Regions from separate parts of the Mus musculus genome. Here all the other regions are linked to region 5. The links are chromatin loops, found by intact Hi-C in ENCODE. Cell type or tissue: left cerebral cortex. All regions are shown on one strand.

What was found. A loop is a pair of places that touch in the nucleus more often than their neighbours do. Peaks named below come from ENCODE experiments on the same cell type or tissue, not always from the same donor. Only the 100,000 strongest peaks of a DNase experiment are listed, where the experiment ranks them.
Region 1: it touches region 5 in a loop (2.6-fold over the local background); 3 of 42 quality-filtered maps call a loop at or near these places.
Region 2: it touches region 5 in a loop (4-fold over the local background); 5 of 42 quality-filtered maps call a loop at or near these places.
Region 3: it touches region 5 in a loop (3-fold over the local background); 3 of 42 quality-filtered maps call a loop at or near these places.
Region 4: it touches region 5 in a loop (4-fold over the local background); 9 of 42 quality-filtered maps call a loop at or near these places.

Annotation. Positions count from the first base shown.
Region 1 is chr13:83,982,591-83,987,590 of GRCm38, forward strand. No RefSeq gene overlaps it. Among named protein-coding and RNA genes, the nearest start is that of Gm17750, 80 kb to the right of the region's middle. In left cerebral cortex, no CTCF peak of the experiment used is centred here; DNase peaks (open chromatin) are centred at 2,186, 2,630 and 4,074; H3K4me3 peaks cover 744 bases; H3K27ac peaks cover 1,361 bases.
Region 2 is chr13:84,756,746-84,761,745 of GRCm38, forward strand. The region is part of intron 2 of Gm34196 (a long non-coding RNA gene); the gene reads right to left. Among named protein-coding and RNA genes, the nearest start is that of Gm34246, 84 kb to the left of the region's middle. In left cerebral cortex, a CTCF peak has its summit at 1,985 (motif pointing left); DNase peaks (open chromatin) are centred at 20, 352, 1,367, 1,975 and 3 more places; H3K4me3 peaks cover 3,013 bases; H3K27ac peaks cover 5,000 bases.
Region 3 is chr13:84,611,336-84,616,335 of GRCm38, forward strand. The region is part of intron 2 of Gm34196 (a long non-coding RNA gene); the gene reads right to left. Among named protein-coding and RNA genes, the nearest start is that of Gm34246, 62 kb to the right of the region's middle. In left cerebral cortex, a CTCF peak has its summit at 2,003; DNase peaks (open chromatin) are centred at 1,366 and 1,861; H3K27ac peaks cover 1,140 bases.
Region 4 is chr13:84,341,465-84,346,464 of GRCm38, forward strand. Gm41011 (a long non-coding RNA gene) reads left to right here and starts at 2,429. Exons shown (of 2, transcript XR_873707.3): 1 at 2,429-5,000. In left cerebral cortex, no CTCF peak of the experiment used is centred here; DNase peaks (open chromatin) are centred at 2,101, 2,589, 2,870, 3,421 and 3 more places; H3K4me3 peaks cover 1,617 bases; H3K27ac peaks cover 2,775 bases.
Region 5 is chr13:84,219,292-84,224,291 of GRCm38, forward strand. It overlaps Tmem161b (transmembrane protein 161B), which reads left to right and starts at 3,005. Exons shown (of 12, transcript NM_175187.5): 1 at 3,005-3,143. The coding sequence starts at 3,141. It overlaps A230107N01Rik (RIKEN cDNA A230107N01 gene), which reads right to left and starts at 2,884. Exons shown (of 2, transcript NR_138587.1): 1 at 2,847-2,884; 2 at 290-2,599. In left cerebral cortex, a CTCF peak has its summit at 2,753; DNase peaks (open chromatin) are centred at 2,960 and 3,443; H3K4me3 peaks cover 2,090 bases; H3K27ac peaks cover 1,309 bases.

The sequences.
Region 1 (5,000 bases), 240 kb before region 5:
GTACTGGGAACCAAACTCTGGTTCTTTACAGAGCAGTGTCTGTGCTAGGCCACAGAGGTACCACTCTAGACTGCAGAGCTACCTATCCAGCCTGAGTATGCTGTTCGTTTGTTTTGTTGTTTTTTTCTTAAAAACAAAACAAAACAAAACCAAAACAAAAAAAACAAAACCAAAAACAAAACCTCTGCTCTAAAAGGGCCAGCTCCCAAAGCATATGGGAATAGCACTGATGAGGAAATGATAGAAACAAGAAATACAGGCAGGGAACGTAAAGCCCTGGGTGCATTCCCAGGCTTGTGCCCATGGTGATGATTACATTAAGGATGAGAATTTAAAGCAATAAATAAATAAATAAATAAATAAATAATGATCCAGAGCTGAGAAGGCCTAATTGTATCTACCCAATTAAAGAGAGATAACATAGGTAAAGAAAAAAAATGGACAAAACACTATTGTTTAGTCATTATAGTAAATTAAAAACACTTATTAATAACACAATCATAGTATTGTGGAATATGAAGCATAGATTGCATTTTAAATTAGCTTGTGAGCTAGTCGCTGGTGTCCTACTTTATTTCAACCTTGATAAATTTACACACAGTCATTTTTTGATGAGCATCTGACAAAGTAAAAGGTTAGTATTTCATACCTAATCTTCATGTGGCCCAGAGAGTTATGTGCATATAAACGGCAGGTTGAAATACATATTTGCCATTGGTTTCATTTATTGTAGGCTTAACAATGGTGTTATAAGTGGAAAAGAGGGGAACTTTTATGGATTATTTGTAGAGCTTTCTGGTGGAAAAAAATCTCTTGATTAACTTTAACATAAAATTAATGACTAATTTAATTGATTTGCTGATATGATGTGATAAGAATTCTCAATATTTTGGAGGTCAGAGAAAAGAATTGAATATTGCTTTTTGAAAACAGTCTTTTTCTGGTGAGAGTGTGTAAAACTCCATCTCCTGTTGACAATTAGCGGCTGTACTCTCACTGACCTGATGTCATAGTTAACTTTGTAATCTATAATGTCTCAAGGTAGACGTTCACAATCACTGAGATTGTGTATTCCAAGGCTCTAACTTAATCCTATTCTCTTTCCATCCTCCGCATTCTGTATTTAATTTTAATCAATTAGAAAGAAAGCCTTTATATGACCTACTTTTAAAAGCTGCAATCTTCAGCCTGGCAATGAACTGAGTTACTTTTCTAGATGTTTATTTATTTAATTTTGCATGCTTTCTCATCAAACAGGCAATTAATACAAGCATCAGTAACAATTACAGGGGCTCAAACATGAGATCAAAATGGTCACGTACAAAGATCAGAAAAAAGACAGTCACAAGAAAGCACATTTAAGACATACCTGAAGAATGTATCATCAGCTTTAAAAGGTGTTTTACATTTTAACCATAGAGGACACGTATTATATCCTGGGTTCATAAGCAAAGTGGTGAAAAAGTAATCAAAAGTGTTTCTTTTGACTTGAAATTTCAATGGTAGTATGGTTATAAGTGCATTCTTTTAGAAATGTATGTTTAAAGGCTAGGAAATTCTTCTCCTTACACTACCTCCTCTCTCCACACCCACCCTCACCTTTGATGTGATTTTTCTATATCAACAATAAGTTGATATTATGTCTTAGTCATATGTATTTAACAAATTCAATCCTTCAAAACAGATTTATATCTGGGAAAATGGAATTGATTCTAGTTTGTTCTGACCCAACTTGACATTTCCTTCAAGTGTCTCTTTTTAAGTTATACTATTTACTAAATGACATCTCTGCTAACCTAAAGGAAAATATCTGTTCTTCAAATATTGTCATTGCCCAGCTTTAAAAAGATTTGATTGTACTATGTTAGGGAAACAGTGTCAGAATTCCCATCAAACTTTTCTCCCACTGTAATAACGGAATACAAAAATGAGCTTTGAGCGAGGAAATGACTAGAAAGCGCATTAATGCAATCAAGTCATTAGCAACAACTCTGTCCATATCTGTTAAATATTTTCAAACTATTCTAAAGAAACACACCCAGAAGGCAAACGAGCAGTGAATGGAAACAAGATGGTCAGCAGCATGCGTGGCTTGTGATTTGAATGGAAAGTAATTTATCGTGCCTGAAATAAAAGCTGTTTATTCTTGTGTTTCACTGTCTGTAACAATCTTTACCATTTATCTGTGAAAAAGTGAGAAACTGTACCGTTATTAGCATATGAATACTTGACACATCAAATTGGCTGTACAATAACAGAAGGGCATTTGCTATTGGTGTATGCACACAGACAAAGCAGCCATTTTGAAAAAAATTGAAATAGTGTGGGTTGGTTAACCCTTTCCTCTCCTTTAGTTTTCCTGATTTTGACCAGAACAGTCTGGCAGTTAAAATCAGATTTTTTTTATAACATATAAAAGTAATCAGGAGCCATTATGTATGTGACAATTATATTGATACAGTCACCGTACTTGAAAAATAGAAGCAGAACGATAATAAAGGGGTTTGTGCGAGCATGTGAACACGCATGCGCAGAGTGGGGGAGTCCTCGAGTCTGGCACTGTGTACAGGGCCCAGAAATGAAACAATGCAGACGTACAGTTTTATTTCATGGCAACAACATAGTGGTCTTTGGGTCAGATGTGTGAAACTATTTCTCAAAGAAGCTGCATACATAATTGAGGCCCTCTGAAGGGTTCCCTGTTGAAGTTGCCAGGCTGCATTCATTTCTGCAGCAGAGCCATTTGTTATCAAATTTAAATTAACTCTCTGTACACTGAACTCGAATTTTAGAGCCCCACTCCCTCACAATTGTAAAAATAGTTGAGAAGGTCAGAGACGTGTGTCTGGGGAGTAGAAACAGACAGTCCTGATAAGGGCCTCAGAGGTTCTCAGGTAGGCCTGTGCCCAGCAACTTTTAGAGATTCAGCTGAGAAAACCCCATTTGTGGTTGGTAGTAACCAGTCTGCATTTTGGCATGCAGTTTCATCTCAGATCCAAATTTGTTTTGAAATCTTTTCGACTTGGGTCTGTATTCCAAGTAACGCTTTGCTTTTGTCAGAGTTGTAAGCGTATTTCTCGTCTCTAATATTGCAGACTGATTTTCTATTCTGGAAGATTTAGAGAAAGATCATGAAAAGTAGCACAAACTTCACACAGTTTTAATCCAATAGGTTGCAATTTTAAGCTGTTAAATAATAATTTGCAAAATTATCTGAATTTATATATTATCTTAAACAGAGTTTATATCCATCAATATAATTTTGAGGGGTAAACAACAAACCTATATGTGTAAACTAAGCTGCCTTGAGACCTCCTGTGCCTGTGAAGGAGAAATGTGCATGATTTTCATAGATTTATCAACAAAATATTCCCCCATGGAAATCACTGGGCGTATAAAAATCTTTACTTTTGTCTCTTTCTAGGAGTTGGTAAATGCACTGGAAAACAGACTTTTATTCCTTTGAAACTTAATGCATGGAATTGCAGCCCAGCCTGAAAAAGTCTCTGTTTTCTCTGCCTTGAAATGCCCAGATAAAGGTTAAATCACTATCCCTTTATCACCATAAGACATTGATTTGCTATTATTAAATAATCCTATTTTCACTTCAATGAAATAATAACTTTTTTCCAGGAATGCATAGCAGAATTGGCATTGAAAGCAATAAAAAGGAAGTTAGTAGTTAGTGGCAGGGGTGGGGGTGGGGGATAAAACAAAACAAAAATCACAAGAAAAAAACAAGACTCTGAAACAACTTAACACTGTGACATGGAAAGTGATCCACCAAATATCCACTGAAATACCTATATAGAAACCAAAGGATTCTGCCCCACCATCTGTCTGAAGACCCTTGTGGAGTACCTGCTAGTTCATCACAAATAAGGAACTGGTTATCCAAACCACTGCATCTATTAACAATATAACACAGTAGGAAAGTAGGGAAGGTCAGAAATTATAGTGTTAAATGTCTTCAAAGTGTTAGACCCATGCAAAAGACTTCATGTCTAGCTTTCTTTTTTTCTGAGAATGCAAATTATTTTAAATCACAAACTATTTGCTTTGGTTCTCTGAAGCCATCAACACTGCAGGTTAATATGTTCTTCCAGATGGTTTTTTATTTCCTTCCAGGTAGAAGGGATGCACCTGGCTTGTGGACCATGACAACACTGCGACATACCAGAGCAGTAGTAGATGTTTTCTTTCATTTTTGTAACTGGTGTAATGAAATTAAAAGGAAGAAGTTAAAATGTATTAAGTATGGGCATCTATTCAAAGGGTAAACTGTAAATCCTACAGAAACCTAAGAGAGTTGCTTGTAGTGAGGCATTCTAGCTATTTCGAAGCTTTGTCTAAATCTATAAACTGACTATAAATAGTTCTGAATGTTAGAAAAAAGGAGGAGAGATGAAACTTGGTAAATTCTCACGCATTTTTGTACTGTAATTACTCATTAAACATACTAGCTTCATATTAGATATTTATATTAAGTTCTTTACTTTTCAAAAGGCATACCTTATTTTTCATTAATAAAGCCCTTTTAAAATAAAACATATATTTCAGTTTATTAATCTTTGCATATCGATATTTAGAAGACATGCATGACCAGCAATTTGTCTCATTGATGTTTTATTTAAATAATTAAATGTACAGAACAAAAACTTTTGAATAAAATATTATACAGAAATTCATTTTTGCTAAAATGTATTTTTATTATTATAAAGAATCATTTTAGAGTTCACAACTATTTAAATAGATCTAAGAACTATATAAAAAGTTATGATTTTTTTCCCTCTTTGATGGATAGAATTATTTCCTGGCTCTAGCAAGAATATGTTGCATTTGAGGTTCTATATTGAAAATTTTCAAAATGTACTAAACATCCTAGATCTGACTTTAACATTAAAACTCAAATGGTTTGTTTCATTAGATAAACTTGTCATTTATCGTATGAATAAGCTTCAGGATGATTAGAAGTTCAAGCATCTGAAGGACATAGATCA
Region 2 (5,000 bases), 540 kb after region 5:
TTACATACAAGTTGAAAAGAACTTTTGGGGGGCAGGGTTACTTTACAGGGCAGAGATCAAACCAAGAGCCCAGAGAGTTTGCTAGGCAGAGAATCCACTTCATTCTCAGTCAGAGTTAAACATTTTTTGAAATGTTTTCAAAAAGGTTTCCATTAAAATCATTTTGATCCCTTGTGGAGCAATGTCCCTCCCAAAACCTGTAAGAAGCAGGTATTTTTCTGCAAGAGCTCAAATAGAACCAAATGAGCAGTTCCTCAAGGTAAAAGCTCACCCAGTCTGTTTCCAAGCAGAGCAACCGCATGCTGATCACCATCTTCGATGGTCAATAGTGAGAAGCAAAATGTGCTATGGTATCAGTCTTGTATGCCTATCACACTGACAGCCTAAGAGGGGAATCTCAGTTCTGGATGTATAGGGGTCCTGTTTTCTGATTTTTGTCTCTGATTTTCTATTGATCAGTCGCAACTCACTATGTTAAAACAATCCTAAGAACTTGGGGTTTATATCCAAACTAAAAGTGATATAATCAAATATAAGAGAAATTGAAGACATAACTTATTAACCGTGCCGTACGTTAACACCACAAATGAAGTGGAATTTTCTCAAACTAGAGACACCCAGAGAGCATACTGCACACAACATTGCCTGTGCAGAAAGTTTTACCACCATGGGACCCCTTGATTCCCCTCATATTTACATTTTAAAGAGCTATGATTATATCATTGGATCTTTGTTTTACTAAATATTTTATATAGATGTCTTCTTAGAATCTGTAGTTTTGATAAATTTATAAAAATCAAAGCTAAGAAAATATGTCCAACAAATTATCTTATTCTCAGATACTATACACGGGATAAAAAGCTTTACAAAGGTGGATACTGAAAACAGCCCCCCCAAACTTCAGATCTGTGAGATTTTAAACTGACATGATTTCATATCTATCAAAATTGTAAAGCCATTAGAAGTAAAATTAAATGTGTAGGTTATATAGTAGTATCAGTAGTACATGAAATAAATTATGCACTTCAGTTTGTCAATGCGCAGTATCATTTTTGATCCCATGTAAATCTGCTATGAGACGTTTAAAGGAATATCAAAAATATACCCCAACCACAACAGATTTGTCATTCATGCGCTGTTGAGCATGGAGGCCTAATTTACCCTTTTGCCATTATTTTAAATTAAGGCACTTATCCAAAGATCAAAACATCGTCTACAATGGACATTTTGTGAAGGCAGATAGTGATAACATCTGAAGGGATATGGTAATTGTTCCTGTTGTGGACGAACAGGGAGAGATATTTGATATGTATCTTGGGAAACAGGAAATGTTCCACATATAAAACTACAACTGCAAGTGTGGAGGGAAAGACGAAAGCGGCCCAGTGACCAGGCAAAAACTTTAAACGTATTTGCGAAGCAAGAACAAAGACATGCGTTGCCTGGCTGGTAGAAAGTGTTAAAGGGGATTGTCTCCTTTGCCACGGCTGTTTGAAATCCAGCATTTCATATTAGTCCTTAATGACAGACCCTAACAGCATAAGTGAAGAAAAACCAAGAGAAATTTTGATGAAAAAAAAAAAAAATCAAGAAAAAGAAATATGACTGCAAATGTGCAAACTTTGTCTGCAGTTGTTGCAGGCACAGTGGTGAAGGGACTGCTCTGTCCACCTATTAAGGTAGACCGCATAACAAATAGCACACTATCCCCCAAAGGGAAGAGAGTAAAGTTCTCAGGAAACCCCAGCAAACACTGACATGATTTTTATTATTCCAAATTTAATCCGACATTTTCTAAGTGTGTGTGGAAGGAGGACAGAATACTCCCTTTGTGTCCTGGAAAGTGTCATGCGACACAAAAAGATCTTTCTCAAAGAAAAGGCATCTTACATGATTAACACTGAGCTCCCAGCTTGAAAAGAATAAACCCCCAATGTCGCGCAGTGCAGGACGGCTGAGCAGGTCCAATACAGTGCTTTCATGCCATCTAGTGGTCATCTGAGAAGTCTCCCCGAGACCCGGGGATCTCAAGCAACTGGTAAAGAGGAGTAGCCATCCTCACCACCTCCACCACCACCATCACCACCATCACAACCATCACCACCATCACCACCATCACCACCATCACCACCCAAAAAAGAAAGAAAAGTAAAGAAACACGAGGTTGAAAAAACATATAAATAATTTAGGACACAAAAAAAATCTCATCAGCTTCAATAACCTGGCTAAATTTTTGATACCGTTTTAATTTGAGTGGAATTTGTTTCTTCTGGTCCTCTCTTTTCCTCCTTTTTTCTTTCCTCAATTCTTTTTCAAGTTTCCTTTTGTTTTCAGTCTACTTTCCGTTAGATTACACTTAGAAAAGAAACACAGATGCATGTTTTAATCATTAGTTTCTGAAAGAATTAAAACGTCACTTGCTTTCATACCTTGGTTTGGGTATTTTGAGACTTTTCTTTTAAATAAACCATCTCCCCACCACTCATATAAAATGTCAAGAAGCAAGACGGTACATAACTGAATTCCTCGGTAATAACTACATTCCTCCTTCTTGGAAAGGCACAGTACCTAAAATGTTCTCGACTTCTCTTCTGATGTCGGCCGCCCTATAAGCAGTCCTCAGAGTATTGAACTTTGAATTTTTTGAAAGCTAAAGTATTTTTCCCATTTTGCAAAATAGTTTTAAAATGTCATTATATGCATCTATGTCCAGGTGTGCTCTTTATACTTTGCCTAATAAATCATTTTCAAATACTGTAGCACAATTGGTTTCCTTTTCTAGTTGAGATTTATTTCTAAAGCTTAGGAATTCTTTTATTTCTCATTGATTCATACATTTTTATATTAGTTTTATTGTTTCTAAGGATTTGCCTTTTAAGGACACAAAAAGCTGATTTCTAATTGTGTAAAATAAATCTTTGATTTCAGTCAGCAACTAGTGTTTTTATCCGGGAAAGCCTCAGCCTTTTCTTTCTTTCTCTCTTTCTTTCTTTCTTTCTTTCTTTCTTTCTTTCTTTCTTTCTTTCTTTCTTTCTTTCTCTCTCTCTCTCTCTCTATCTCTCTCTTTCTTTTTCATAAAACAGTATATTTCGAAGGCTTCATGACATAAGAACAATACAGATTTTATAGTGGTTAGAGATCAGTAAGAAATACAAAGTGGAGTGGTGCTCAAATGCTGGTCCAGGCTTTAAATTAAAACAGATATTTATTTAAAAGAATTTAATAAACTAACAAAGTACTTGCAAATATTTCAAGTAATATTGCAGCAGAAAATAATTTTGTTGCTTATTTTTCCTCACTTTTGTCTTGCAAACGTGGGCGTACATACACTGGAATATTCAATGTCAATGATTCCATCATAGACAGAAATTAAAAGCATAAATGTAACATTTTCTGATGCATTTGCCATAGTTGTAGTCTCTATCAATGTGCATATTTTCATTTTGTAACTTAAACAAAGGTGCATATATTTTAAAGTAGATGTTCACCTCAAAACTAAGATTTAATTTTCAAACTATGTAGCAAATATAGTATATAGTACAAATATGCATAAAGATGCCAAATCTAGATTTTCACCTTCTAAAAGACTATAGAGCAAAAATTATGTCACTTAAAATGCTATTTTCCTCTTTTATCTCCATCTTGAATGGCAACATAATCTTAATCACAAAATATTTGCTGATTATATCTATATATTCTATATCTATGCATATCTATAAATTCAAGAAATGCTTGCTGATTATATCTATCTATTATATTATTTCTAATGATTGATGTTTTAGATTACTTTTAAATATAACTTTCTCATGGAACCTGGCCATTTAAAAACTATGTTCATTTTTGACATTTTTCTAATAACTGGTACAGACACAATTCTCCTTTATTCTCTATGTAAGCAGAACTAACTCATAACATCAGTGAAAGAGCGTGAGGAGGGATGCGGGAGGGATGCATGTGAGTGGTGTGGTGTGCATGTATCCAAGTGTCACAATGGGATGCATTACTTTGTTCGCTAAAAAGTCTCTTTCTATATAATAACTACTGACTTAATGTAAACATACTTCAAATCTAGCAGGTTTCTATCTTTTGAAGAGGATAATATTACAATAATAATATGAAGTGGGATAATGAAGATTCTTAAAATAATCACTTTAAAAAAACCTTGGCAGGTCAGAAACTTCTCTGTTGACTAAAATAATAGAGTGTGTGTTTTTTTTTTTTATTTCTACAAGTGGGTTCATATAAATGAAAAGGAAAAATAGAGTTCCAGAAGCTTTGAAATCATATCGACGTAAGATGCTACTTTCTGATAAAGATAAATTCAAGAGAGCTTTACATATTCATTGATTAAAGAAAAAGCAGAACTCAGGGAGGTTCTAGTGCAAAGAAAAAAGCATATGGGCGTCACGCCCGTCGCTGTCTGGGAACAGGACTGAATTTTGATTAGAACAGGAGGCTATAATTGGAGTGATAATCTTTTACACTGTTTTTAATTGTAATCAGTGCAGATGTTTGCAGCTTTCCGATAGGAAAACAGTGATGGAAAATATGTATAGCTGATAATTTTTAAAGCGGTAAGTTTCTCAACTTGGCTCATTTTAAAAGATATATTTGATACTCAGAATTACTGAAGAGCAGGAAATTCACAAGTATTAAAAAAGCAAATGAAAATCAACCAGTTGCCACCACCTGGAGTATATATATATTTCAGAAATACTAAGCTTAAGTACAAAATTTTCTTTCTTCCCTCAGTATTCGTTTTGTATGAAGAGATGTCAACAAAGAATCTTCTATCAGATTGGAGAAATGGATACTTTAAACAATGACTGAACTGTGTTTGATAAAGAAAAGATCGAAATCTTGATAATTTAACCTTCCTTTTTCACTGATGAGATTTTTTTAAGTTCATTCTTTAGGTGCTAGAATTAAATCCAGATGAAAATAATTTTACACAAATGTTACACTTTCTTTTTATTTTTTCTTTCTTGTTACTTACAGTA
Region 3 (5,000 bases), 390 kb after region 5:
CTACTGATTCTTTGGCTTCCTTCCACTTTCTTTCATGTGAACAATAGTCCCTTGACTACAATCTCTAACAGAATCTAGGCTGCACTTTACAGTTTACAGAATTCTTTATAGGTTCTTTTGTGTTCATAGTTCTATTTGATGTCCATAGCATTCCTGAGCGAGGGCAGATCTTATCATATCCACTTACAGATGAGGACAGTCACATTCAAGATAACAAGCAGCCAACAAATAAGCAGGGTGGGGACTACCATCCATGTATCCCAACTATCTGAAAGCAAGGGGCTACACTCTGCATACTTATTTGTTTGGGATTCTTCTCTGGACTGCATTAATATTTTGTCTGTTTTGCATTGGTTTTGATTATATAGAAATGTTTGGTGTGTTTTAGCATAAGGACATATGCTTTTAATCTTAGCACCTGGCAGACAAGGCATGCAGAGCTCTGACAACTGGAGGCTTACTTGGTCTACATTGTGAGTCTTAGGCTGTTTAGGAGGGCAATATAGTAAGACCTCATCGATGAAGCAAAAACAAGAAGAAGTCTGGAAGTAAAGAAAAAAGGTTGTTGTTGTGTGTTTGTGTTCCAGAATATCTCTATTTTCACATGGAGAATGGCTGTATGAAATGTTCATATTTTTGAGACTCAGAAGTACTTTAGTATACATTAAAATTCACTCATTTAAAAGATTCAGAAAGCCAACGATTTAGGAAATTAAATGTGGTACTGTTTTAAATTTCCTGAATGACCTTATACAAAACAGTTCATCTTTTTTTTTTCCTCAATTAATATGTGAGACAAAGTTCGAACATTATTTCAGATGAGTAAAGTAACATTTAATTCATAGTACACTTAAAATTTACATAGACTATGTGAATAAAAATGTTTCCAATGCCATTTTGAATAGGTCAATATTTTCTGAACTAACTTAATAACAGTAAAAAGGTCTTGTGTATACGAAATTGAATGTGTAATTCACTCCTTGGTTAGACCGTTTATTAAAAAGTCACATTTTTTCTGCATTTCTGGTTGATTATTTCTCTCACTAAATTTACTGTCTCATCAAGGCAGTATTTGTTCATTTGGAGAATCATTTAGCATGGATTGTACTATGGGGACCTGAGATGGAACTTTTCCTACTTAAGAAAATAGCCACTCTGTATTTAGATTCCTGTAGGGGACACTTCAGGAGAGTGATGTTGCTATCTCATGCCTACAAATTCCTCATCTGGGTCTGGAGTCATTGCTATATCTGTTCATTCAAGATAGCAGCGGCACTTAGCAATTCAACAATTCAACACGATGTAAGTTGGCTCATCAACAAAGCCGGTACCCTCTGGGGGTTGGAACAACACTTCCTGTGTTTGACTCTGCTTGCTCGGAAGTTGTTTTAAGTCCAGCACTGCTGGTGAAGTTTCCCCTGGTGCACTGAATGCTCATGCCATGTCAAAAGGCCTTGACCTTTTCACTCATAGAACAAAGGGACTGGAAACAAATTATGCTCAGAGAACTGGTCAAAGGATAACAACTCCAACATGAAAGAAAACAAAGAGCCTGACCTCCTACACAAGCCATGAATACAATTTCTGAACTTGAAGTATAATCTTAATAGGACACTCTCCTTCACCAAAATTTATTAAGTATAATATGTGCATATGCCTCAGTGTGCTCTGAAACCTCCTACTTCTGCCCTGCCTCGGCTGTTTTTGCAGAACACAATGGACTAACTCCTGCTCGCTCTACTCCTCTGTCTGGCTGGAATGATTCCCATCTATGAGCTGTCCACCAAAGCAATGAGTCTTTGGAGACAGTGACTCATCAGCAAATTCTGCTCCTCCTTGCTAAGAGTATATTTAGTGTGAAAGTCTGGAGGATGTGACATAGCCAAATACATGAAGGGACAGAATTTGAGTGGGAGGGAGAGGACAAGGCTAAAATAGAACTGTAAGAAGCCACAGAATTGCAGCCTAGCCTAGCTTTCCCAGCAATGTGGCTGCAGCAACACCTACAGTTCCCTGCCAAGAATGGCATGCCACATTAATGCCATAAAAATTAGAAAATAAGAGCATTCTGGTGAATCCCTTTGAACAAAGAGAAACATTCTCTTTAAAATATTCCTAAGATACAAATAAAAATAAAATAATTGTGTGCTTTGTTGTGGTTCCCAACAGATAGAAACATACTTTTTCCTCATGCAAGTGCAATTAGGCAGCACCAACCAAGGGGCTAGCTGTGTAGAAATCTTTATTAAGTGGAACCACTGTAGATCAGATGTTTATGATGGAGTTTCAACAGAAAACCCAGTATAAATTTGTTACACTATCAGGAACCACTCTCCTCTTCATTCCCTGAGCTTAATTCTGTAACAGAACCTTTCACCTTAATTAATTAACCCATTGTTTATATGTACAAACACATGCATGGAAAATTTTCTATGATCTTAGGTTTTTATAGTCTTAGGTTTTTATGGTCTTAGGTCCTAGGCTTCTGAGCTCAAGTCAGCATTGGACAGCAGTGGTCATCAAGGATCCACGGCACATGGGACCCAAGTACATCTTTTTCTCATTTATTATGAAGTAAAGGTTTGTTAAAAAGTAATTAAATAATGTTTATTGTATAGTTTTTGATAATTGGAGAATATTCATTGTACAATATAATGGGTTTACTTGTGACTATATATGTATATACATTTATATATATATATATGTATATGTATGTATGTCATGCTCTCTGTTCATCACCTACCTTCCTCCTACCTTTGCCTCACAGTGATCTCTTTCCTCTTCTCAAACTGTCCCTGACCACTTTATATCTTCCTTTAATATTTTCTTCAGTGTATATTCTTTGTACAAAATGCTGTTTCTTATCTTGATCTTTATTTAGTGTTTCAAAATCAACCAAATCTCACTTTTGTTGTGCATGCTAGTTTCAAACACAGGATCTTCCAACGTCTACCTCTTAAATTCAGGGATTACACATTTGTAGCTACATGGGAACCACACGTAGCTTGGCTTTCTATCTTACTTTTTTCTTAAACAAAAACAAAACTCTGCTTTCCTCCCACTATTATCCACTTTTCTTAAATGATCATGACACTGAATTAAAGATTATACTAAAAAACATTCTGTAAATATCTTCAGAAAAGTTCATTATTTTCTGTGCTTTAATAATTCAAAGCCATTAGACTCAAAGTTTGTGTTCCTTTTTGAAAAGCTATTGAGGTTATTGTTTTTATGTGTATGTAATCTTTATTTATTTTATGTCTTGGTAAATCAATAGCAAAAGGAAAATCATCCATAATATATTTAAATAAATATTTAACTAAATAAGATTTTTAAAAAGAGTTAGGTAACACCCCATTTTTAGCCAAATAAATGAGGTGAGAAAAATAAAAACCCACAAAATGTTTGCAATGGTTCCACTAAAGTTTAAATATTTCTGGCAGGAGAGCAAGTTGATTCCATTTTCTCCCCTAACTCTACATTTATGTGTATATATACAACACTATTCTATAAGACTATGTGCTCTATATCCTGTGTAAGAACATGTGTATGTATATAAGCACTTATGTAAACACACATATATTTATATGTTTGAGCAAATACTTTCACTGTTAGAAGCTTGTCTTACTTTAATAATTCTTCATTTTGAGTAAGACCATAGACTAGACATTAAGATGTTTTTCCTAGCATTATTTATTTATTTATTTATTTATTTTTACTTTTTACTTTTTAAATTTTTATTTTATTTTTTATTTTTTATTTTTATTTTTGAACTATAATAAGCAAATAAATGATTATAAAGAAAAGTCTAAGCATATTTTCAGTTTTTAATGTGCTTGGTAGAATGTTACTTGGACAATGAATAATGGTTTGACCAAGATATTATAGCATGAAAGATGGTTAAGATATGATGTCACCATTATTCAATCAAAAAAACTATGTGTACAGAAAAAAAAAAAACACTTGAAGAAAATCATAAAGTTTTCAAGGTTTTCCTGCTACTGTGAGTGTTTCTCCACAAAACTTTTTATGTCATCAGTTTTTTATTAGTGTTTAAATAACTTTTTGAGACATATTTAAACAAATATACCATTCCCTATTCTCAATTCATCCATGAACATTGATTGTAGTGTTTCTGGGGGCTTTCATACTTTCATACATGGTAGTCATTTGGACCAGTACGGCTCCAGTGTCTTCCAAGCTTTGGAAGAATGTTTAAAGTTTTTACCAGTAACACCTAAGGGGGAAAATCATTTTTTCTTGCGCGCGCCTGACTAGCCAGCAAGAATGACGCTACAACAGGATCCTTCCACACACGTTTATTGGGAGAGCTTGATTGCAGAGGTGAAGAGACCCCAAGCCCAGAACTGGTGCTGCTTATATAGGCCTAGGAGAGGCGTGTCTCACACCCGGATTGGTTATGCATGGGTTATGCTTACCACCTCATTTACATGTCTACATCTGATTGGTTAACTTGTCTCTCATCTGATTGGTTAACTTGTCTCTCATCTGATTGGTTAACTTGTCTCTCATCTGATTGGTTCATTCTCAAAACATCATCTTGGCAAAAAAAACTTTACTGCCTATGTATGTGTGGTGGCCAGCCGTAACCAGCACCACCCTGCAACGGCACATGTGGCTTCCCACAATTTTTGAACATTTGACATCTCTTTATTTGCATCATTGTAGAAAATTCTTGAATCCCATTAAACAACAAATACTACTTGGTAAGTAAGTTAAAAATCCAATCCTCATCTGTTTTCTTCAGACAAAAATATGAGAAATAAGAATAATGCTTTATGAAATTCGATACCACTGTAAGGAAAGGGCAAAAATAAAATGGAAATATAATGTTTACCCTTATTATAAAACTTAGTGGTTTTTTTTTTAACTTCCATTTTACTTTCTCTGTTAGGCCATAGTGTATATCCAGGGCTTATATTTAACACAGACAAATGATATCTGAGCAATTATGATTATGAGTGTTGTGTTAACAACTA
Region 4 (5,000 bases), 120 kb after region 5:
GGGAGGGGGACTTGATAAAAGTGCTACGTCTGCTGGCCCAGGTTTAATCACTTTATACTTTGTTCCAATTGAAACTATAACCCAGTCCCCCTCACTTGATGGAACACCTACCTACACTTGATCTGCCTGTGGCTTGTGTAGTCACTGATATTTCCAGGGGAAGCCTTTTGATTATAGAAATGGAAATTAATTTCATAGACTGGGGAATGAATTGGGGATAAGAAAATTCATTGTAATTTGCTGCCGATTCCAGAAAGTGTTAAGGTAAATAAGCTTGGCCTGCAAGCATGGACCTTGGTTGGGGCTGGGCCTGGGGAAAAGAAGTGGCTAGAGACGAGGAAAGTGAGACAAGATTCTGTTTCTGTAGAAAAAGACAACCTCAAGGACATTATCAGAGAGCATATTTTCAATATAATTCTTGATTCTTATAATTGTCGAGGTGAACAAGCTGTCTGCTAAAGAAAGTTATAAAATTACCAAAGGGACTGATTCACCAACTTCAACAGCTAAAAGGAAAATTCAAGCTCTTTTCAGACACATGGGATTCTTATAGATAACACCATTCCTGAGAACTTCATTTCCTCCAGCTGAAAGTAGCAGTATTGGAGAAGTTCACATAGCATTTGGTGTCCTTAAATTATTTTAAGAGCCAAACTTTTTATCTGTGCAAAGGGAAAGCTACAGTGAGAAACAATGCCCATCTCAATGAAGAGAAGCCTTAAGCATGGACCTCTTGCCTGAATTAGGGGCTTAAGATATTTGCTCTGAAAACAGCTAAATAGCTGCAGGCCTACTGACTCTTCACAGAATATAAAACCTATGGACTGTTTGAACTAGATGGCATGTGGAGCTTGTCTGATCTGGTTTCTAATTTGTTCATAGATGAAATAGTGCTCATGGGGATAAGGTGTCTCTCAGGGTCACTAGGTATTTAGAAGAGAACTTGGGATTCCAGATTTGAATTCCCCAATGTTCACTTTAGTGACCTTGTGCTTTCCAAGCTGTTTAGAAAAGTGATTATACTTGTATCTAAGAGATCTAAAGAGTAAATGTAGGAGTGCTGTGACCATTACTGTGTTTCGGCTCTGCAAATGTTCAGAGTACTGTAGAATGGTTCTTAAACATTCCCGTTACATATAAGATGTAACGTGTGTAAAGACACTGACATCTTGCTTGTCTGTGCTGTGTGTTCATAGACTCATGGAGTGATGGTGTAATGGAGTGATTCATTTGGAAGTCCTTCTGGAGAGCTAACACATAGAGAACTATTGGTGCTAATCACAGAAAAAATATAAGAAATTGCTAACTTTCTAGTATTAGCAACTTATTATTTTATATAATTGTAAAATTAACTGAAGTAAACTTTTTAAAACTTCCTAACTTTGAAAGTGTGGATTCTATTTATTCAAGCACTTAAATTAACAAACTGGGGGTCTCTGGAAGATAAAAAGTTGTGTAGCTCATCAGTAATATTTATTCTGATTTACACACGAACATAGTGGGTGTTACAAAGAAAGGGAATTAAATTATATTTAGAATTGCTTACCTCTACTAAATCAGAACACTTCATTATCATAAATAATATATATATTTAAATATCCCTTACTTCTAATTCACTTTGTAAAAAGATATAGTCTATTTACTTTCTAAAAGAACTTTTCAGGAAAAAAATTTTATTATTTTCAGGGAAAATTATTTGACAATGAAAATGTTTTTTTGAACTGATGCATTTGTTAATAATCAAATGGTTTCGAATCATGTGTCAGACACAAACAAGCAGAACAAATGGATAATAAATTAGGTGCTGTTAGAAAGGGTTTTTAAGATTGCCATCTGAGACACTTCTGCAAAAAGCTGCCTGAAGTGAGGCTGTGGCATCTGCCTGTGCTTGGGGGCAGTTCATCTGTGGCTCACTCTAAGAAGCCCAGACCCGGTGTCAAACCTGTCCTGCAGAGGCATGGCTACCTCCTCTGGAGACTCTTGTTTTGAAACAATAGTGGCGTGCACAAGTTACTGTCCCCACTTCTACACTCCTCCCCGCCTCCTTAGAAGGGGATAAGTGTGGGTTTGACTTTAAATTTTGTCTGTGTGACTGGCTTCTGGAAGGGAGTTATTGTAGAATTTCTGTTCCGGGAGGTGTCTGCCCTGCTTGAGGGGACTTCTCGCCTGCCTGTCTGGGTGTGCTCTGACTCTCTGGACAACTTCTTTCCAGGGCCCTCAAGGCTCAACTTCTGGGAGATTAACTTTGAGTGTTATTCACTTCCTGTAACCTGGATCCTGAGACCAAAAAGATTAAAGGACCCTGGCTCTTTCCCTCACCCAGTGACCACCCCACACTCGCTCCAGCTGGGCCTTCTCTGAACCCCTTCAGAGAAGAGTAAAGTCCTTCAGAGAAGGACTAAAGTTCTGCCAACTTTACTCTAGTCCTATTCTGGACCAGCTAGCTCTCTTATGAGAGCTCGGCTGGAAAAATAAAAATCGCCTGGGTGCTTGGTAGGCAGGCATGGTTCGAAGAAGAGTGTGCCTAAATCCTCCATTGGGTCCCAGTTCCTTCCATTCTCACTCTCACCCCATAATAGCACATTCAGACTATGAGACCTCAGAAAAAAATGAGTGCCAAGTGACATCTCCAAGTCGCATGTTCTCTTGTCCTCTGGAGGCTATCATTTCTTTTATATCTTTTAGTTTTGCCTTCTCCCTTCTGTGTGGACACGTGCACCTTCGTGTTTTCCCCTTTCTTTCAATACATCTTCACCTTTTTTGCCAGTCCAAGCCTCAGAAGGTGCTGATTTCTTTCTCAACTTTCTGCCAACACGTAGAGCACACCTCCCCAGTCCGCCTTCCCCAAGCAGCTAGGGAACCCGTGGCTCTGAACTCTAGTCCTGAAAGGGGGTCCCTAGGTCTCCCCACACCTCTCCGCGGTTTTCCTGCCAGGGCAGATAGGGTCAGAAAACCAAGGTCCGGGGACATAGTGACAGAGAGAAGCCAGGGAAAAACTGTTCCAAGCCCTTCCCAGATCTTTTAGGTATTTTAGAAACCTCAGACCCTTTTCTTCTGATCTTTACACTTCCCTTCTCTTATGAATACCTAAGAACCAGGCAGGCAAAGAGAGAGGGACCCCAGGGAAAAAGGAACAAGAGACTCCCAGATTATGTATTTATTTTATGTAAAGAAACGTTACATATGTAATTTTAGATTTTCTTCCAAATTAGAGTTCTGAGGCTTTAGAAAACCTATTTTTAACACCTTCTTCTCTCCTACGGTCTTGATTGCCTAAATTGCTTCTAATTGGGTGGCACACATTACTGAAAACGAAGGACGCATGACAAGCAGCCTTCATTCTTACGCAGATTTAGATAATGTGTTCAAATGAATATCTTTTCTGATAAGAAACTAGAACAACAGTAACCGTAGCAGTTTTCTTCTGGGCTTGAGCAGTAGGTGGACAATCATACAGTCCTGCGAACCCACACATTTTAGAGGGTGTGCCTACGGTATGCAGTACTAGTGTGCTTCCACCTCTAATGTAGCACACAAAGGGAACATACTTGTGTTCTGGTTGGTTTTCAAACAGCTTTTCATCCTCTTCAGCAAGCATAAATGTTTTTATTTTTGTTGTTGGGTTTTTTTTTTCTTTTTAGTTTCTTTTTATTTGTAAGCCACTTAAAAATATGTATGTTATCCTTTTGCTCAAGGCTTTGGCGGGGCCCTGAGAGCTGTTGATGCGGGCGTGCTAGCTCCCGACAGCAGCGAGCAAAGTTCATTGCCATACTGAGGGGAGCTTAGCTTTTCACTAAGTTAGTCCAGCTGCTGGGGTGTTCTGGGGGCGAGAGTTTCTTGGACCACTGACAGGTGTGATCCTAACTTGAGTTTGGCTGAGGGCAAGTGTCAGGGCTGAGGGCTGTTTGTCTGTAAGATGCTTATGCGGGCTAGGAGCTGGATTACCTTGCAGGCTGAGGGATCCCCGAAGTTCTTTGAAACTGGTATGTACCTACCATTGAACAAAGGGCAAATGAAAACTCATCTTACTGTCTGGCCAAACTGCACCTTCATTGTTTCATCTTCTCTGAAATAAGGCTGGCAGCGGATTATAAATAAAGTTATTCTTTTTCTTTTCTTTTTTCTTTTTCTTTTCTCTCTTTTTTTTTTTTTTAGGCCAGAGGAAATTCGCTGAGAGTCAATCTCCTTTCGGCACTGTTATTTTATTTTACTTTTCCCGACATTCTTTGAGACTCCCTCTCCCTCAAAGGCATGGAGAAGCACTTTCAGGCTACTTTAAATGGTGTCACGGGAGAAAGTCCTAGGTGAGGCAAGAGCACTTTGGGGGAATGGATCTGTGGATTGATCCATCGATGGGAACCCTCTCCTGGGCTGCCGCCTGCGGAGCTGGGCTGGGCAGCGGCCTGGGAGGTGAGGGGTCAGTTCCACAGTCTGTTGTGCGCACGCTCTACCCACGCTGTACCCACACTGTACCCATCAACATAAGGAAACCTCGATGTTTGCGAAAGCTTATGTTCCTGCATAAAGGCCCACCACCAGATACCTTCGCAGTTTGCTCTGCCCCTTAGAATGCGTTATTTGACCCGTAAAAGAAGATTTAGGCTGAGATTCTCTGTGGTGGTGGTCCCAGACGGTCCCAGCATCAGACGTGCGCCTCGCTCCTGTTCACCCCACACTAACGAAAATTTCAGGCTGTCTTTGGAAGATCTCTTCCTGTGCACTCGTCCCTCTACTCGTCCCTTGACAGGAAAGAGGTGGCCCAAAGAAGCGTTTATCCCGAATGAAGAGTGTGGGGATCGAGAGGGTCGGGAATCAGGAGATTTGTAGAGTGTCAGTAAGCTCCCTCGGATGTAGGCAAAGCTTTCCCTAGGAGTTGTTAAAAAGCTGCGCTGAGGGGGCGGGGTGCGGACAACCTCAACGCTTCTACTTAAGAAATGTAACTGAGGGTTCAAACTCGGTCTTTGGGACTGCAAAAAACAAACAAACAAAAAGGCTCCCAC
Region 5 (5,000 bases):
CCTGTGAAAATATACACTATACAGCTTGTACAAGATTTGTCATTGCACTCAACTTCTAAAATCAATGGGGGGCGGGGGGGGGGGAAGGAACATGGCAATAAAGATTCTCAGGAATGCTACTATTATTGAAGGAATGCAGTACATTTTTACTTTTGAGACTTTTATGTAGCCCAGACTAGCCTTGGACTCCTGGCTCTCTACCCTCCAATTGCTGGGGTTAGGGTCATATGCCTGGTTTAACTTCTGAAGACCTTATCTCCTAAATTAGAAAAGTAAGAGCAATATAGGTAGGCTTTAAGAAGCTTTATTGATGGACAATTTTTTTTAATAATTGTTTCAAATAGAACAGTTTAGAAAATGAATGCTGAATGGTAATGGATACATTTTCAATTATCTTTCTCTGTGAGTGTAGGGCTTTTTATTCACGTCAAAGCAATTACACTGAACACAATTTTGCATTCTTTACTTTGGATACTATAACAAAAGTACCATAAACTGAGTGATTTAAACCACAAAATTAGTTCCCATATGTATCACTGGTGGGGGTGAAAATGGACCCCTTTGTTGTTGGCAAATGAGTTGTGACTAAGTTCTCACATGGTGCAGAATAAACAACGAGGAAGCAAGTTCTTCTCTCTCTGACAAGGACACTCAGCACACCACAAAGGTCCCATCCTCTGATCCTACTTAAAAGGCAACCATTTTCCTCTAGTGGCTTTTTGGAACAATTGCAAAATGTTCCACTAACCATATATGGCAGAACATGACCAATAAATCATTGTTACTGGTACATGATTTTTCTAAGATGGCCAATAAAGAATTTTAAGTACAATTTACCTAAGGAAACAAAACCCAACTTTCCACATAGTTACAGACTAATTACCATTTACAAGAAATAGAAATCACAGAATAAAACATATCATATTCAGTAAAGGAAAGAGAAAAGTGTTTGAATTTTTTTTAGAGGTAAAACTATTAACACATTTTGTTAAGACGGTTTAAGACTTTTAAAAATTGATTTTTAAAATTGGAAGAGTTTCAGGCCAGAGTGCTCATGTAAATACTATTCTGTTGATATTTATACACATCTGAGATCAGTTCGTAGAGAGGACATTTTAAATTATCACAAACCCCACATGGTAAGCAGCCATGACTTTTATCAAAGACTGTGATCATAACTAATTTGCCAAAAAGATCTTTTCATCTTCATCATCACATTTCCTCTCTTTCCTTTTCATAATTCTTTCTCTGAATCTTTGTCAAAGACTTCTATACATTTAAGAAATAGAAAATGGTCAATAAAAAAAAACAGGTAATTAGTAGAATATATTGTTTTTTAATAGGACAAAAAGACTTGATACAGTTGTAAATGTAAACATATACACACTATGTGAAACTAAAGTATTTTAACCAAGGATTGTTAATCAATGCGCCATGTACAAAATAGAGAATATAGAATCTGACAGTCTATTGAAAGTAATAAGGTAGTAAAAACTGATTTCTTGTTTTTCCTCTGGCAGGAATGGATTCTATCCTGCTAATAATTCCTATCCTACTGTCATATAGGAGAAGATGTTTTCTGATCCTTAACAAGGCTGCCAGGTTTAGGACAGATGGAAGACCCACTGTGTCACAAGTGAAAGACAAGACTTCACAGAATGTGATGTCACTGACAGGCTGATAGGCACTCGCCACCTCCATCTTTTCTTTCTCAAGGATAGCAATGGCTTCCCCCAGATACAGGAGCGGTCAACCGGAGTCCTTCTTTACTATACTGCAGTTGCCCTGGGGCCTGTCTATTAACAGGCTTGTTTCTATAAAGCAGTAACAGAACCCTTGGGGAAGTTCTCAGTTTCACAAACTATTCCTCAAGGCTATTGGTCTCGGAGTAGCTTCTCTCATTTCTTATAATTTCTCTATCACCTGTCACCCTATCTCCCCCCACCATTAAAAATTAACATAATGTATAAACTTTGTTTCTGTATCCTTTTGAAACAGCACCAATCTAACATCTCTAGGTAGCTCAGGATTGTTTCCCAGGGTCCTTGGGCCAGTTAGAGGTTGAACATCATAGCTGTTTCATAGTTGCAAGTTTGTGCAACCTTGACTGCTGAAGATGAATTTCCTCCCCAGTTCTGACTCCACAAGAGAACCACATTATGGTAAAAGGTATCTCACGGAGAAGGGTGAGATAAGCATGTTTCCATAAGGATCGTTAAACGGTGTGATAATTTCTGGGCCAAAGATGCTCTGTGTCCTTATTTCAAACTTACCTCTATGGTTAACCCTCATCACAATATAAAGGCAAGTTCACTGGTACAGATTTGGAAGGAGGGAGGTGTCATAAAGCATAAATGTGTGTGTATTTATGTATGTATGTATATGAGAATGTTGTAAGGCCCTTTTTGTTCATATTGGTATTAAGTAGGTAGGAAATGTCCATACTGAATTTTCTTCTTAGCTCCTCTGCTCTTTGTAGATATCCTCTGGCTTGAGCTGGCGTCTGTGAAGAGCAAAGAACTTCTAAAGGTCACATTCCATTGACCTAAGAGAGGAAGGTGCTTGGACAGCATGAATTTTTAACTGAGATTCCAAGGTACTGCGTAAGGAAAGCGGACAGAAAAGAGGCTGGCTGAGCTAAACAATTTCTGAATGATCTCAGCATGAATACAGCCAAGAAGGTTCTTTACCCTCAATAAACCGTCAGAGTACGAGGGCTACACCCACCCAGCTGATCCCTGCAGCAGCACAAACCGACCACCAGCGCCCGCGAAAAATACCGCACCTACCTAGGAATCCTGCGGGCATGCCGCCCCGCCCCGCCCTGCCCCGCCCCGCCCACCTACCTGTGCGCCTGCGCCCCTGCGTTCTCAAGGTCAGCCCCGCCCCCCGCCCTAGCCTCACACCCACGGAAGTGGCTTTAGAGAACGCCTTGCGGCTCCTCCTCTCTGCGTGGCGTGGGGTCGCTGGCGGTCCGGAGAGGGAGGAACTTCCTGTCCCATGCGGGCAGGACTTCCGGCCGAGCCGGAAGACCTTTCCCTTCGCGGTTTCGAGAGCTCCGTTTTGCAGAACCTGAAGGGGAGATTCTGGACGGTCCCGGGGACTCTAGACTGTCTGTCCCACGACCTGTTCTTGGCGTTATGGTGAGTCTTGTGAGGATGAGAGTGACAACCTTCAGGAGGAAAGGACAGGGAGGTCAGTCTGTGAAAGGAGCCGGTTGATGTCCCTGCTGGGAATGGAACCTGCTGGAGCGTTGGGATGAACCGCTGGCAGGACCCCAACCTTCCCAGAGTGCGCGCGGCCGCCGCCGGGGTTCCAGACAGCCGAGGGACCTGTGGGGTTGGAGAGGGGCGGGTCTGTCGGAGTACCCAGTCTAAGGAGTCTGCCCTCGCGTGTGTCCTGTGGCGCCAGGTGGCCCACTGATGACCTTGCTCTACCCACCACGTTGTCCCTGCCACCTTTTCCCGCCGCAGGCTTTTGGCTGAGATTTTAAGGACGCAGCAGTGCCTTTTTGCACGCTTGCCTGTCTCCTTGGAGACAAGCAACGCCGAGGCACTTAAGACAAAATTGGCTTCTCTTAACACTCAACTAGAGCAGAACTGAAAATCAATGTCACTTTTAAAGAAAATGTCCAGGTTGAGTCCCAACAGATTTAACTTGAAAGGAAAAATTTGTAATTTCCTATTGTACATCTCTATCGAAGGAGGGAGCACAGCTTGAGCCATATTATTTGCAAGTGTCTTAAAGGTTAGGTGAGAAGGATACGTAAACATAAAAAGAACCTGGTGTGAGAGATTGGAGGGAAAGGAGTAACCGAAGGGTGTTTTACCGTGAGGCCAGTCATTCTCAGAGTTCTCTGCTGTTTTAGTCTGAAAGGACAAGGTTCAGGGACTTGTACAAAGAACGTCTTAATCAACTGTAGATAAGAAGCAATGGGTGCTGACTGATCACACAGTTCAGGAGTTAATTGATGAAATGAATGGGATTTCGAAACATCTAAGTTTGGCTTTATTGGGGGACTATGAGAGGAAGGCAGGTGGTTGTGTAGGGGCTGGTGACTGCAGTCAACTACTTCCTGGAACATAAAAGGATTTAAAAAAGATAGTTGCTATTTCCAAGGTCCTAGGGTTCTGGTAAAGTTGAACAGGCAATCAGCCACATGAACGATTTCAAACCATCTGCAGAGACTTCTATCTTGGGTTCAAGCTTTAGTTGACTATGCTGCTGCCTTTTTATGTAGACCACACTGCCCTCTGATTCAGAGATCTGTCTGCCTCTGCTTCCCAAGTGCTGGGATCAAATGCATATGCCACTACTCCCAGTTTGGCCATGCCCCTTTTTTCAGGATTAATATTGCTGTTTTGTATGACTTACTAGAGAATAAAAAAATCACCTGGTTCCAGTTGCAAACTACCAGGTGACTTGTTTCTTTTAATGTTTTTGTTTGTTTGTTTGTTTGTTTTAGTGTTTTGAACCTCTGAATAGTATGGCTTAGATTCCTTAAGAGAGTTCTGTTTTCATTTGAGATAGTGAAATTAGAGAGGGAACGTTAGAACTAGAAGGAATTAAAGTCTAGCAACCTCCCCATCTCTTCAAATTTTACAGAAGGAAGAATGTGGAGTTTAGAAGCAGGCAGTGTTATACCTGAGGTGAGGTCTAATAAACTTGGTCTTGTCTAGGAAGTTGACACTAGTATCTAAATAAAATGATTAAATACACGATAGTCACAGGGAAGCTGAATTAGAGTGTGTTCTCTGCATCCAGAGAGCCACAGAACCATTCTGGCCGCTCTAAGGAAGTAGATATATTTTCAGCTAATCTCTTGGTGACACTTCACAATGTGGGGCCTGGTTGTCCCCATTGTGACATTGATCTGTCTTGTTTTTGAGTTAGTTACTTGACTAAAGTTAAAGTTGTTCACCGCTATGAAGTTGATGTTTGTGTATGGAATTGCCGTCATTGCTTGGAATCCTTTAAAAAAATAAAGCAAGGATGGTCGG